Regions from separate parts of the Homo sapiens genome. Here regions 1 and 2 are each linked to region 3. The links are chromatin contacts, found by Hi-C or POLR2A ChIA-PET in ENCODE. All regions are on one chromosome and are shown on one strand. Each heading gives the region's core, a stretch centred on a gene start or an enhancer-like site at or near the end of the contact. The rest is flanking DNA. Distances are from core to core; before and after follow the strand shown. Region 1 has its middle 16 kb from the start of LINC02634. Region 2 holds the start of CCNY (cyclin Y). Region 3 holds the start of ZNF37A (zinc finger protein 37A).

The links. A loop is a pair of places that touch in the nucleus more often than their neighbours do. ChIA-PET counts read pairs that join two places held with the same protein, here RNA polymerase II (POLR2A). Pooled maps may share reads with other maps.
Region 1: POLR2A ChIA-PET joins it to region 3 with 10 read pairs in naive thymus-derived CD4-positive, alpha-beta T cell. The contact joins the enhancer-like site here to the promoter of ZNF37A in region 3. POLR2A ChIA-PET finds 5 or more read pairs at or near these places in 2 of 52 experiments (IMR-90 and naive thymus-derived CD4-positive, alpha-beta T cell).
Region 2: a loop to region 3 is called in a map of CD8-positive, alpha-beta T cell, with 7 times the contacts of the local background. The contact joins the promoter of CCNY here to the promoter of ZNF37A in region 3. A Hi-C loop is called at or near these places in 1 of 168 maps with a recorded cell type or tissue (CD8-positive, alpha-beta T cell), 1 of 37 single-sample maps with no recorded cell type and 9 of 50 pooled maps. POLR2A ChIA-PET finds 5 or more read pairs at or near these places in 1 of 52 experiments (AG04450).

Annotation. Positions count from the first base shown.
Region 1 is chr10:35,258,099-35,262,441 of GRCh38, forward strand. It overlaps a transcript of CCNY not described here. Among named protein-coding and RNA genes, the nearest start is that of LINC02634, 16 kb to the left of the region's middle. Within about 2 kb of position 2,118, at least 2 of the 41 ENCODE cell types and tissues checked have a DNase peak (open chromatin) inside an H3K27ac peak, as active enhancers do.
Region 2 is chr10:35,335,246-35,339,694 of GRCh38, forward strand. CCNY (cyclin Y) reads left to right here and starts at 1,264. Exons shown (of 10, transcript NM_145012.6): 1 at 1,264-1,962. The coding sequence starts at 1,809. It overlaps CCNY-AS1 (CCNY antisense RNA 1), which reads right to left and starts at 1,179. Exons shown (of 4, transcript NR_186477.1): 1 at 975-1,179; 2 at 683-831. RefSeq lists a silencer at 890-1,629.
Region 3 is chr10:38,092,621-38,097,085 of GRCh38, forward strand. It overlaps ZNF37A (zinc finger protein 37A), which reads left to right and starts at 1,717. Exons shown (of 8, transcript NM_001324250.3): 1 at 1,717-1,870; 2 at 2,311-2,604; 3 at 2,918-3,009; 4 at 3,124-3,184; 5 at 3,954-4,012. The coding sequence starts at 3,998. RefSeq lists an enhancer at 1,671-1,860.

The DNA.
Region 1 (4,343 bases), core at 868-3,367, 2.8 Mb before region 3:
TGCAGTGAGCCAAAATCGTGCCACTGCACTCCAGCCTGGGCGACAGAGTGAGACTCTGTCTCTAAATAAATAAATAAAACACAGTAACTCTGGAAATCAGATTCTCAGAGTTTGCTGTTCTTTGTTATGGTTTTTGTTTATTGTTGTTATTGTTAACAACTGCCTTTGTGACAAGAAGTCAGGCTGAGGTGAAAAGCTGATGTCTTCTGAGGCCTCTTCTGAGCCTGTGCCTTTCCCTGGGCAGGTGTGAGTACTTCCTAATTTTCCCTGTATATGCAGTTGCTTTTGACTATCCCAGACTTTAGTATCTGACTCCCAAGGGGGAAAGAAAGAAAAAATGAAGGTGGGGGAAGAGTGCTGGCCCTTCATTTCCAGAGGAGGAGGGTCTTGCCACAATGACAGAGGTGCAACAAAATCATCCACCTGCTTCTTTTTGCCTCTGTAATCAAAAGCAGCAACCAGTGATTCTGATATTTGTGGAGATTCCTAATAGTTGGAGGATAGGGCTTCTTTGCCGACCCTGGCTCCTGCAAGTTGGTTCAATCTGCCTTAGAAACACATGTGGGGTACAGTGGCTCACGCCTTTCCCAGCACTTTGGGAGGCCGAGGTGGGCGGATCATGAGGTCAGGAGTTCAAGACCAGCCTGGCCAACAGAGTGAAACCCTGTCTCTACTAAAAATACAAAAATAAGCTGAGTGTGGTGGCATGAGCCTGTAGTCCCAGCTACTTGGGGAGGCTGAGGCAGGAGAATGATTGAACCTGGGAGGCGGAGTTTGCAGTGAGCCGAGATCGAGCCACTGCACTCCAGCCTGGGTGACAGAGAGAGACTGTCTTAAAAAAAAAAAAAAAAGGAAACACATGCACTGCTGCCTGCCGTGGGGAAAGGTGGTGAGGAAAAGGGTAGCTGCTACCGCACCAAGAGCTGAAATTGACCAAAATTAACCACAATTTACCATCTAAGTCATTCTGCTGAAAGCTGCAAGTCTTCAATAGATTCCAGAGTTCTAAAACAGTTATGACAAAGAGATTCTGCCCGGGTAATTGTTATCTAGATAGGGAGACCGATTCTTGGTGCTTCCTATTCGATCATCTTTCCAGAATCCTCTGTCCAGGCCTTTGTTTGAAAGTATAGCTTTAAATCTTGTTATTTTTCCTTGGGTGGGGTTTTATTTTCAGCCTTATTTATTCACTGTGGCCTTGACTTCCTAGGGTCAAGTGATCCTCCCACCTCAGCCTCTTGAGTAGCTAGGAGTGCACCACCATGCTTGGCTGGTTTTTAAATTTTCTGTAGAGATGGGATCTCACTATGTTGCCCAAGCTGGTCTTGAACTCCTGGGCTCAAGCTTCACAAAGTGCTGGGATTATCGGCATAAACCACCACACCCAGTCCTGGTTGTTTTTTTTTTTTTTTTTTTTTTTTTGAGACAGAGTCTTGCTCTGTCACCCAGGCTGGAGTGCAGTGGCATGATCTTGGCTCACTGCAACCTCCACCTCCTGGGTTCAAGTGATTCTCCTGCCTCAGCCTTCCAAGTAGCTGGGATTACAGACACACACCATCATGCCTGGCTAATTGTTTTTTTTTTTTTTTTTTTTTTAGAGACGAGGTTTGGCCATGTTGGCCAGGCTGTTCTCGAACTCCTGGCCTCAAGTGATCCGCCTGCCTCGGCCTCCCAAAGTGCTGGGATTACAGGCTTGAGCCACTGGACCCAGCCCCAGTCCTATTTTTTTTTTAATGTAGAAAAGAAAATGTGGGCTCTTCTTAAGGAAATTTTATGCATAATCAAACAACATACTTTTTTTTTTTTTTAAAGGGACCCTGGGGCATCCCATTGGCTCAGAAAATCACTTGCTCTTCAAACTCTTACAGCCATTTTCTATTATACTAATGTCCCAGGAAGAAAGCAAAACTACCAGGGCCAGAGAAAGCACGGCAATCTCTATGTTGGGACTAAGAATTTGATCCTGTTCATGCTTTGTCTTTCTACTTCCACCTTCAGTGCCTTTTTCTGTTCTTTTCCGGTGCTCTCTTTTCTCTCTTTTCTCCTCTCCCCCATGCCTCTTGTGGTATCATGCTACCTCATCCTTCCTATCATGACCAAGGCATTTGATGAACTCATTCCTGCCAGCTCTTCTCAGAGTCTGAGTCAGACAGGACCACAGGGAGAAAAGACTCTTGAATCATGGGACTTACATTTGGGTTAAAGCACAGACCAAATGCTGTATGTAAGAGCCTACCTCTGCAAGGCTGCCCCTGCTCCCACTATTGCACCCATCCTGCCAGGGGCCGACTGGGCTGACACCATCATTCCCGTCACTCCCACCACTCCCCTCCCCTCCCAGAATTGCAATAGTATGTCAAATCTGGGACCCCGATCAGGGATCTGGGAAGTTGAGAAAGCATCCAGTTGGCAAACTAAGATATGGGTTTCACCCTAAGAAAAGAGTTTTAAATGCTGGCTGTGCATGAAAATTGCCTGGGAAATTTTAGAAGAATGTAAGCGCCTGTGCCCCATCTGAGGTCAATCAGGTCATTTGATGTGGTTTAGAATAACTGCCCAGTTAACATTGCCAGGCAGGGACTGTCACCAGGACATAATTTCTCTTCTCCACATCCAAATCCTGACCAATGCCTAATGGAAGGGACTTTTGGGATCCTTGAGTTACATTAGAAGCTGATAGTTCCATTTAAAGATCGTGGCAGTTCCTGCAAGGCTTGGTGTGTTAAGTGTGTGAACAGTGGCCCCGGTTCTGTGGCTCAAATCTATAATCCCAAAACTTGGGCAGGAAGATTGCTCAAAGCCAGAAGTTCAAAACCAGCCACGGCAACCTTGTGAGACCCCGTCTCTACAAAAAATAAAACAATGAGCTGGGCATGGTGGTGCACACCTGTGGTCCTGGCTACATGGGAGGCCAAAGTGGGAGGATCACTTGAGCCCAGGAAGTTGAGGCCACAGTGAGCCGTGATTGTGCTACTGCACTCCGCCTAGGTGACAGAGCAATAATCTGCCTTAAAAAAACAAAAGAAAACAAAACAAAACTGAATAGCTTTGGCAGGTTGAGGAAGGAGGATCGCTTGAGGTCAGCAGTTTGAGACCAGCCTGGACAACATAGCAAGACCCTGTCTCTAAAAAAAAAAAAAATTTTTTTTTTTTTTTTTTGAGAGGGAGTCTCTGTCGCCGAGGCTGGAGTGCAGCCTGGTGCGATCTCAGCTCACAGCAACCTCCGCCTTCTGGGTTCAAGCGATTTTGCTGCCTCAGCTTCCCAAGAAGCTGAGATTACAGGCGTATGCTAACACTCTTGGCTAATTTTTGTATTTTTAGTAGAGACAGGGTTTTGCCATGTTGGCCAGGCTGGTCTCAAACTCCTGACCTCAGGTGATCTGCCCACCTTGGCCTCCCAAAGTGCTGAGATTACAGGCATGAGCCACCACACCTGGCCTACAAAAAATTTAAAAAATTAACCAGGCTTGGTGGCTCATGCCTGTAGTCTTAACTACTCAGGAGGCTGAAGCAGGAGGATTGCTTGATCCCAGGAGGTCGAGGCTACAGTGAGCCACCATGATGCTGTTGTATTCCAGCTTGGGTGACAAAGGGAGACCCAATCTCTAAAAAAATTTAACGGAATATAGATAACTGAATAGGCCAGGCACAGTGGCTCATGCCTGTAATCCCAGAACTTTGGGAGGCCAATGCAGGCAGATCACCTGAGGTCAGGAGTTCAAGACCAGCCTGGCCAAAATGGCAAAACCCCGTCTCTACTAAAAACACAAAAATTAGCCAGGCATGGTGGTGCGTGCCTGTAATCCCAGCTACTTGGGAGGCTAAGGCAAGAGAATTACTTGAACCAGGGAGGTGGAGGTTGCAGTGAGCTGAGATGGTACCATTGCACTCCAGCCTGGTCAAAAAGAGTGAAACTTCATCTCAAAAAAATAAAATAAAATAAAAAGAGAGATCAGGAGTTCGAGACAGCCTGGGCAACATGGCAAAACCTCATCTCTACTAAAAATACAAAAATTACCTGGGCATGGTGGTGCATGCCTGTAGTCCCAGCTACTTGGGAAGCTGAAACAGAAGAATCTCTTGAACCCAGGAGGCGGAGGCTGCAGTGAGCCAAGATGGCACCTCTGCACTCCCACCTGGACAACAGAAACTCTGTCTCAAAAAAAAAAAAAAAAAAAAAAGAATTGAATAGTATGAGTGTCACACAGAAGGTCAACATGAGTCATTTTATTTTATTTTATTTTATTTTATTTTATTTTATTTTATTTTATTTTATTTGAGATACAGTCTCACTCTGTTGCCCAGGCTAGAGTGCAGTGGTACAATCTCAGCTCACTGCAACC
Region 2 (4,449 bases), core at 14-2,513, 2.8 Mb before region 3:
CCAGGCATGTTCACATACCTTGATCTTAGTCAACTGGCCTAAGTTAACTTGTTCCCAACATGACAAAACCCGATGGCATTCTAAAAGCAAAGCAAAGCAAAGCAAGGGCAGTCGATGAGTTGTGTTAACTTAGTTTTCTATCTCATGTTAACCTCCAAGGAACTCAAAACAACTCCACAGCGAATTCAATATTAAAATAGCTCTGGGACCCCAAGATTTATTTCACAGCTTAAAGCAAGGTCACTATCAAGTCCTCGGCAAAGCTCAAAATACAATAGAAAACTCCCAAATCAAGCCCCAGCTTATTTAAATGCTTAGAAAAAAAAAATAGCCAGGTGCCGTGGCTCATGCCCGTAATCCCATGGGAGGAGTCCAGACGGGAGGATTCCTTGAAGACAGGAGTTCGATACCAGCCCGGGTTACGAAGCGAGATCCCATCTCTACAAAAAGTTAACACACACACACACACACATTCACCACCTTAGCCTGGCTTAGTGGCGGGCGCCCGTGTTACAAAGGGAGATCCCATCTCTACAAAAAGTTAACACACATACACACCCTACCTTAGCCTGGCGTAGTGGCGGGAGCCTGTAGTCCTCGCTACTTTGGAGACACACACACACACACACACCCGTAGTCCTCGCTACTTTGGAGACACACACACACACACACACACACACACCTTAGCCAGGCGTGGTGGCGCGCGCCTGTAGTACCGGCTACTTTGGAGGCTGAGGCGGGAGAATCGCTTCAGCCTAGGAGTTCGAGGCTGCAGTGAGCCGAGATTGCGCCACTGCCCTCCAGCCTGGGCGACAGAGCGAAATCATACCTCTAAAAAAATAAATTAGAAAAATAAAAAGACAAAAAGAGCCAGCCCGGTTTCGGAGAGGCAGGTGCAGCCTCAGCGCCCTGGGCCTGCGTCCCCGACCGGGCCCTGGCTGCGCTCCCGCCCGCTGCGGGCCCCGGGGACGCACCTCGCATCCCGCGCTGGGCCCCGTTCCGTCCAGCCCGGGGGAGTGGAGGAGGCAGAGGCCGGGTGGGGAAGGGCCTCCAGAAACCGAGCTCCCGACGACGTCTCCCGCGACCCCAGTGCCCGAGAGAGGAGCGGCCCCCGGGAGCGATCCCACAACCGCGCGGGGCTGCGCCGCCCCGAACCTCCCCGCGGCCGCCGATCTGCTTCCAGGGCAGAGGGAAGGGGCGGTGACGGGGCGGGGCGGGGGCTGCGGCGAGGGCGGGCGCCGCTGGCGAGGGAGGGCCGCCAGCATCCTCCCTGGCCGCGCCGCACCGCGCCGCGAGGAGTCCGGGGGCTGCGCCCACGCCCGCTGCCCGCCCGCTCGTCGGCTAGTCCCGCCGTCCGGCGCGGACACGCGTGCCCCCGGCTTGAACCGGAACCTCTTGCCGAGGCGGCCGCCGTCGCCGCAGCCGCCGGGGAAGCGGACACCAACTGGGGAAGCGCGGGGGGGAGGCGGCCTGCGCGGCGCCGCCCGCCATGGCCGCGGCGGGGTGAGGTAGGCGCGGCGGCCGCAGTCGCGCGGACCCGAGCGCTCCTCCGCCGCGGATAGGCCGGCCGAGGGGGAGCCGGGGCCGTCGCCCGCTCGTCGCCGCCGCCGCCGCCGCCGCCCATGGCGAGGCCCCGCCGCCGCCGCCGCTGCTGACCCGGCGGCCGGCCGCCGTTCCGCCCCCTCCCGTGGCGGCGAGCGGGCGGGCCTCCCCACACGCCCCCGCCGCCCGCGCCCCGCGTCCACCCGCGCCCCGCTCCCGGGGACTGGGAGAACAGGATAGCAGCAGGAGTCGGGGGGCCGCCGAAGATGGGGAACACTACCTCGTGCTGCGTGTCGTCCAGTCCCAAGCTCCGGAGGAATGCCCACTCCCGGCTGGAGTCCTACCGGCCAGACACGGACCTGAGCCGCGAGGACACGGGCTGCAACCTGCAGCACATCAGCGACCGGGAGAACATAGACGGTGAGTGCGGCCCGCCGAGCCCCCTACCCGCCCCCGCGGCAACAGTCGCACAGCCAACGTCGGGGCGGCCCGGCTGCTCTTGCTTGCCCAGCCGGTCTCGGCGACCCGTGCATAACCGGGGCTTCGCCCGCGCAGCCTAGGCGCCCGGGGCCCCGCAGCCTCTGGGCGTACCCCTCGCTGGTTACCCCCAAGTGAGCGGCCGCGGAAACTTTGCAGGCCCGCGGCATCGAGCACGGCGGGCCTAGGGCGGGTGTGTGCGCGTGGGTCGCGAGGTGACAGGAGCCGGCCCTCGTCCTTAATGGAGCGGCCAGAGCTGGGTGGGGGCGGCCCGGGAGCTCGGGGTTCCCGGCACTACCTGAATGCAGCCCGAAGCCAAGTTGTGCACGCGTTTGTCCTATAAAAGCGAAGTGAGTGGATTCCCATTTTGGAATCCCGGTGTCTCCAACCTCGAGTTGGAGAACCATGTTGAGTCAGTTCCCCGGAACCTTACAAATGGACTCCACTTCCCCCGTTCCCATTCTACCGTTTTTTTTAAAAAATGATTTTTTTGAGTGGCGGTTCCAGGATTAGTCAAATAGCTTCTCCCGAGAATGCTCTTTAAAAGATTGTCAGACACCTTTGGGTTAAGTCTCAGTTTTTGCATGGGCCCGAATTGCAGTCCTATGAATTTCTGATTTATTCAGGTGACTTTTGGTTGGTCTGGAGTTTGCAAAAAGAAAAAAAGCTAAGACTAATTACTGCACGCAGTAATGTTTTATTTATTTTATTGGTTTGGCAACATATTTATTAGCACTGTTGCTCAGTGATAACGACAGAGGGATATTTATGCATCATGCTTAAAATATAGTTTATAGAATTTTCAACTGAAAAGATTTGAAATTGGAAGTATCTTTTTATGACAAGGTGATTTTTTTAACCCAAACATCTTCTCATAGTTAATCTGGTTGAACTAATATGAAGAAATTTTTGTGTGAATGAATGAACACAACTTCATAATTCGTTCCTGTCCACTTTAGGATGGAAGATTCTCTCCACTGTGGAAAGGCCACATTTAAACTTTGCTAAAGGAAAGATTTTTCTCGTTTGTCTTCGTGTAATTTCTTCTAAATGGTAGTTTAATCTTTTTAGGAGAGCATCTTTATTAAATGAGTGCCATGTATAAAGGGAGTAACACAACGTCTGGTTTCTAGTACGCGCTTAGTAAATTATGGTTCCATATGACGTGTCTAGTGTTGTTATTTTAGATTTCCATTATTTTAAACATACGCTTAGATGTCTTTGAACTACAGCCATACTTTCTTCTTAAATTTATGCATTTAAAGGCATCTAGAAGGATGAAGGCCAGATCGGTCTTGATCACTTTCACAGCCTCTAGCACCTGAAAGAAAAGTCTAGCATATAATAAACAGTAAGTATTGTACTTTAAAGGGAGGAATAAATGAATGAGTTTATTACAGAAAGCCATTACCCAGTCCTATACTATGTTGACAGGCGAAAACATTTGGAAATAATGTCTTCTTTATGATGTGCAGTAAATTTCCTTTTTATGTTGTGCAGTATCTAGCGGAGGCTTTGTTTTGAATGATGGATCAAAAAAGAAAAAAAAGAAGATTTACATTTCTTAGAGCCAGGCTGCATACAGTTATTATAGACTATTGTAAGGAAATAAGGTGGAAAAAATAAGTGTAACCAGGTATTTGGCACTAAGGCTCAGTACAATTTTGCCAGAGTACAGTGAAATGATATTGTGTGTTCTTTCATTTCAAAGAAATCTTAAGTTTCAGTCATCAGGAATTTTTGAGAGAATGTTTGGAAGACTCTTTTGCAGATTCAGGATAGTTTGAGAGAGTATAGGGCAGGTTTCCAATCTAGGCTGTGGAGTGCCCTCTCATCCCAGATCCCAGTTCATATGATTATGCTAGTTTAAACCCCGAAATATTAATTCACCTTCTGTCTCTCAAATTCAATAAATAATACTTCTAGCATTGACCCAGCCAGCAGTTCTCAACATTGGTTTCAGTTAAACCAGAAATCTAGTACTGGACATTGCCATTAATATGTTTAAATCTCTCCAAGGTGATTCTGAGATGCAGGTAGGCCTGAGAATTGCTGGCTGGGCAAATCTTGGAAGTGTTACCTGCCGTTCAGGGACATTTTTGGTAGAAATTCATTATTAGAGGCTGAGAGAAGAGAACAGGTTTTAATTAAATAGAGTGTATATATATACACACTATATACATCTATATGTCTGTATTTGCTCATCTATATCTGTATGTATTTGAACTGAGTTATATTGATTGTTAGGTTATTAGTAAACATTTTAAAACTACATTTTAAGAATCATTGACTCTAGTATATATCAAAAGCTGAAGTACTCAAATACCATATTTTTTATGTCCTGAAAAACATCCCACCCAGCTGGTTTAGAAAGGTTTGAAGTTCATGGGTCTTCTATGATAGGTTAGTGTCTTTAAATCACAGAGATAT
Region 3 (4,465 bases), core at 467-2,966:
TGCCTGTAATCCCAGCACTTTGGGAGGCCGAAGCGGGCGGATCACGAGGTCAGGAGTTCGAGACCAGCCTGGCCAACACAGTGAAACCCGATCTCTACTAAAATTACAAAAATTAGCCGGGTGTGGTGGCACAAGCCTGTAGTCCCAGCTACTTGGGACGCTGAGGCAGGAGAGTCGCTTGAACCCAGGAGGCGGAGGTTGCGGTGAGCCGAGATCATGTCACTGCACTCCAGCCTGGGTTACAGAGCCAGACTCCATCTCAAAAAAAAAAAAAAAAAAAAAAAACATTATGAGCAGGAAAATAAATTGTGTCTCGAAGTGATAATCATTGTTGTACTTACCATGACTGTCTTCTGAAATGCATCTCAACCCTTGAATAATTTGATTCTTTTACATGGATGGTACTAAATGCTTTTCCAGCATGGGAACAAGTGGGATTATCATCAGTGGTGGTAAAGAAGGGAATAGAAATGGAGAAAAATGCTTCTTTTTTGGTCAGTGGACATTTATTTTTTATTTTTATTTTAACTTAAACTTCAATAGCTTTTGGAGTACAAGTGGTTTTTGGTTATGGATGAATTATAAAGTGGTGGATTCTGAGATTTTAGTGCACCTGTCACCTGAGTAGTGTACACTGTACCTAATGTATAGTTTTTTTTTTTTCATTTTTGAGATGGAGTTTTGCTCTTGTTGCCCAAGCTGAAGTGCAATGGCGCGATTTCAGCTCACTACAACCTCCACCTCTCGAGTTCAAGGGATTCCCCTGCCTCAGCCTCCCAAATAGCTGGGACTGCAGGTGTGTGCCACCACGCCCAGCTAATTTTGTAGTTTTAGTGGAGACGGGGTTTCACCGTGTTACCTAGGCTGGTCTTGAACTCCTGACTTCGTGATCCACCCGCCTCCGCCTCCCAAAGTGCTGAGACTACAGGCGTGAGCCACCGCGCCTGGCCATGTGTAGTTTTTTTAACCTCCGGCCTCCTTCCTACCAGCCCCTTCTGAGTCTCTAAAGTCCATTATATCACTCTGTATGCCTCTGCGTACTCATAGCTTAGCTCCCACTTATAAGTGAGAACCTACGGTTTTTGGTTTTCCACTCCTGTATTACCTCTGCCTGTGAACTTTAAAAAGTTATCGTGATCAAGAGATCCTGCATACTCCTGAAGAATGGAAAATGCATGTTTGCCATGCAAGATGGTATTACGTGGTTTAACAAATAAAATTTGAAGAGCAATTCCGAGTTATCTTTACGACAGCTTACAGGCTGGTAATGCTCATGTCCAGCGTGTTTTCTCACGGTTAGCGTCCAATGGACCAGAAAGGAGCAAGTGAAGCTCTCCACACTGGCGCAAGTGTAGGTGGTGCTGCGGCAGCGTCGCGGGGCCACAGGAACCGACCTCGTCTGGAGAAATTCCACTCGTGAATTCTGCCAAATGAGGAAGTGTTGAGGACGGCCAAATCATCAGGGGGATGTAATTCATGAGAAAGCTGTGTAATTTAAATACTCATAATTTATTTCAGCTAACGAATAAAACTGCAGTACTGCACTTGCCGCATCTGGGAACTAACTGCCCAATGCGGCTGAAACCTCATGCCCTTTCAAAAGGAGTGGCGCGAGGGCTTGTGGGAAATGTAGTCTGCACTTTCTAAGGGAGCGGCGCGAGGGCTTGTGGGAAATGAAGCGTGCACTTTCTAAGGGAGCGGCGCGAGGACTTGTGGGAGATGTAGTGTGCACTTTTCGGCCCCCGTCGCGGGAGCCGCTTCGGGCCTTCTGGGCATGTCTGCCATATGGCTCCAGGTTTGTTTTTCTCCCCGGCACTCTGACGGGGAGGGCTCCCGGCATCTCCTGGCGTCCGGGTAGAGGACGCGGAGGGTGAGTAAGGGAGGGCAGGGGCGAGGGTGGACTGGGGGTTCCGCGCGGCCTGGGGGTGGGAGAGAGGGAACGCCTTTGCCGCCTGGCCTGGGTCCGAATCCTGCCTCGGTTCTTGTGCTCCCAAAGGGAATGCGCAAGTCCCGCGCCTGTGACAAGTGAGGTTGGATTTTCTCTTCCCTGAGGTGAAGGATGCCCGGAGGCCTCCGCAGGACGGCGCAGAAACGGGCCTTCTGCCCAATAGATGCGCGCTTCTCTCATTCTTTCCCCTCAGAATCTCGCTGTCCTCACAACCACCTGTGGTCGGCGTCGCCGCGGTGTCACTGCGATGCCGAGGCGAATGGGGTGGGGGGAAGCGCCCGCGGGGCGGGGAGGGACCCTGCAGGCGCGGACTCCACACCCAGCCTCTGGCCAGCGTCACTCGGCTTGCTGTGTCCTCGCAGGTCGCAGCTTCATTGCCTGATGTCTTCGGGAAGTATTTTGAAGTCATCGTGGCTGTGGATTGGGGAATTTCTTGTTTCCACTGACCTGTGAGGCCGCGCACGCGGAGGGAGGCACCCCAGGCCCTCCGGCACTGTCCAGCCTCGCCTGTGTCCCCATTAGCACCAGTGGGCATTTTCAGAGGGTCCAGCTCATGGCTCAAGTGACAGGAAGATGTAGGAGCTTTCTGTCTTGAATGAGGATTCGAACCAAAGGGCTTAGGCCCAGCTGTCTTGGAGCAAAGCAGCTGTTGTGGGGTAAGAAGGGAAGGGTGGGGGGCGAGGGCCCAGGGGCCCTCCTAGGAGGACACCCAACCCGTTGGGCTGACACCTCACTAGAGATCTAGAGCACGGGTGGGAGGAGCAGAGGCTCGATTTGTGTCCTTTCCAGACCCCCACAGGCTGGGAGCTTTGTGCCCATTCAGATGTGGGGGCAGAAGAGGGCAAGGCCGAAGGAGCAGACAGCACCGCTTCTTGGGGAGTTGTGAAGGCATCATGCGGAGGGAAGAGCTTAGCAGCCAAGTGGAGGACAGCACCCTCCATGCCTGGATTCGTTACTCGCTCGTTCTAGATGCTGAGCTGCTGGCGCACTGCAGCACAACTAGAGATGTACGGATGCCCCCATCTTGATCTTACAGAATCAGAGGTACAGCCGCGAGAAAGGTCTGTAAGTTATCTATTTACGCTTTATTTAAAAGATGGGATGGGGTGGGGTGGACAGGAAACGAGCTTAACGTGTTAAGTTACTGATGACATTGACACATTTTGTTGTGGCAGAGTCAAGAACAGACAGAGTCGCTTGAGGACTCAGGAGGGTGTTTGCTGCGTTGACAACAGAGTAAGTAAAAATCAGTTTGCTTTTTTAAATCCAAAGATTGTTTTGAGAACCTCAAATCAAGTTAGAGCAAGTTCGTTTTCCTTCCAAAAAAACTGGGCTGGGCTGGGCACGGTGGTTCACGCCAGTAATCCCAGCACTTTGGGAGGCTGAGGGGGGTGGATCAAGAGGTCAGGAGTTCGAGACCAGCCTGGCCAACATGGTGAAACCCCGTCTCTACTAAAAATGCAAAAAATTAGCCGGGTGTGGTGGTGCGCACCTGTAGTCCCAGCGACTTGGGAGGCTGAGGCAGGAGGTTGCGGTGAGTCGAGATCATGCCATCGCACTCCAGCCTGGGCAACAAACAGGGCAGGACTCTGTCTCAAAAAAGCAAACAAACAAACAAAAAAAACTGGGCTGAAAAATACCACATCGCTTTTTTCAAAACCTTGTTGGGATTCTCTGGTTTGTAATAAAGATTAAAACCTGAGTATTTTTGTTTAGCATCAGTTTTAATGAAAGTATTATGTTCCACTCTTTGGCTTTTCCTAACTTGCTTAATTAGTTTAATATATCGGTTTGCATACTCTGTTAGAGTACAGCATAAATTGTTTTTAAGTCAGTAGAAAACAAACGTTTTTACATTTGAAAACTAATGAGTCCAAGCAGTACATAATCATGCCAGAGTCATGCATGGGCGTGTGAGTATCTCCCTTTCAGAGATGTTTTGCCGGCTGCGAAGTGGACCTTTTAAGGCAAGTGACATCACTCATGATCTTTTCTTATTTCTCAGCTACACCCTCACAGTTTGCTCTGCTCTTCCAACACCAGTGGAAGATGATCACATCCCAGGTAAGTTGTTTATTTTTTCACCGTTTTGCTTAAAAGTAATTATTGAGGTTTAAAAAATGTCTATACATTCATATGAAAGTAGAAATAACATCAGGGAAAATATAGAGGAGAGGTCACATTACATTTCATGGGTCAAATGCAGCCTGCCGCATGTTTTTTTATGGTCCACAAACGAAGGATGGTTTTTATATTTTTAGGTGGCTGAGGGAAAAAAAACAAGAATTATATGAAATTCAGATTTCATTATATATAAAGTTTTATTGGGACTCAGCTATACTCATGTATTTATGTGTTGTCTGTTGGTACTTTCATACTATGAGGGCAGAGTTGACTGGTTGCAGCAGAGACTGTAATGGCCCACAAGCCTAAAATATTTACTGTGAGACCCTTTACAGAAAATGTTTGCTGATTTCTGATAAAGAGTTGATGAAGAGTAAAACAAAAATGTCATGT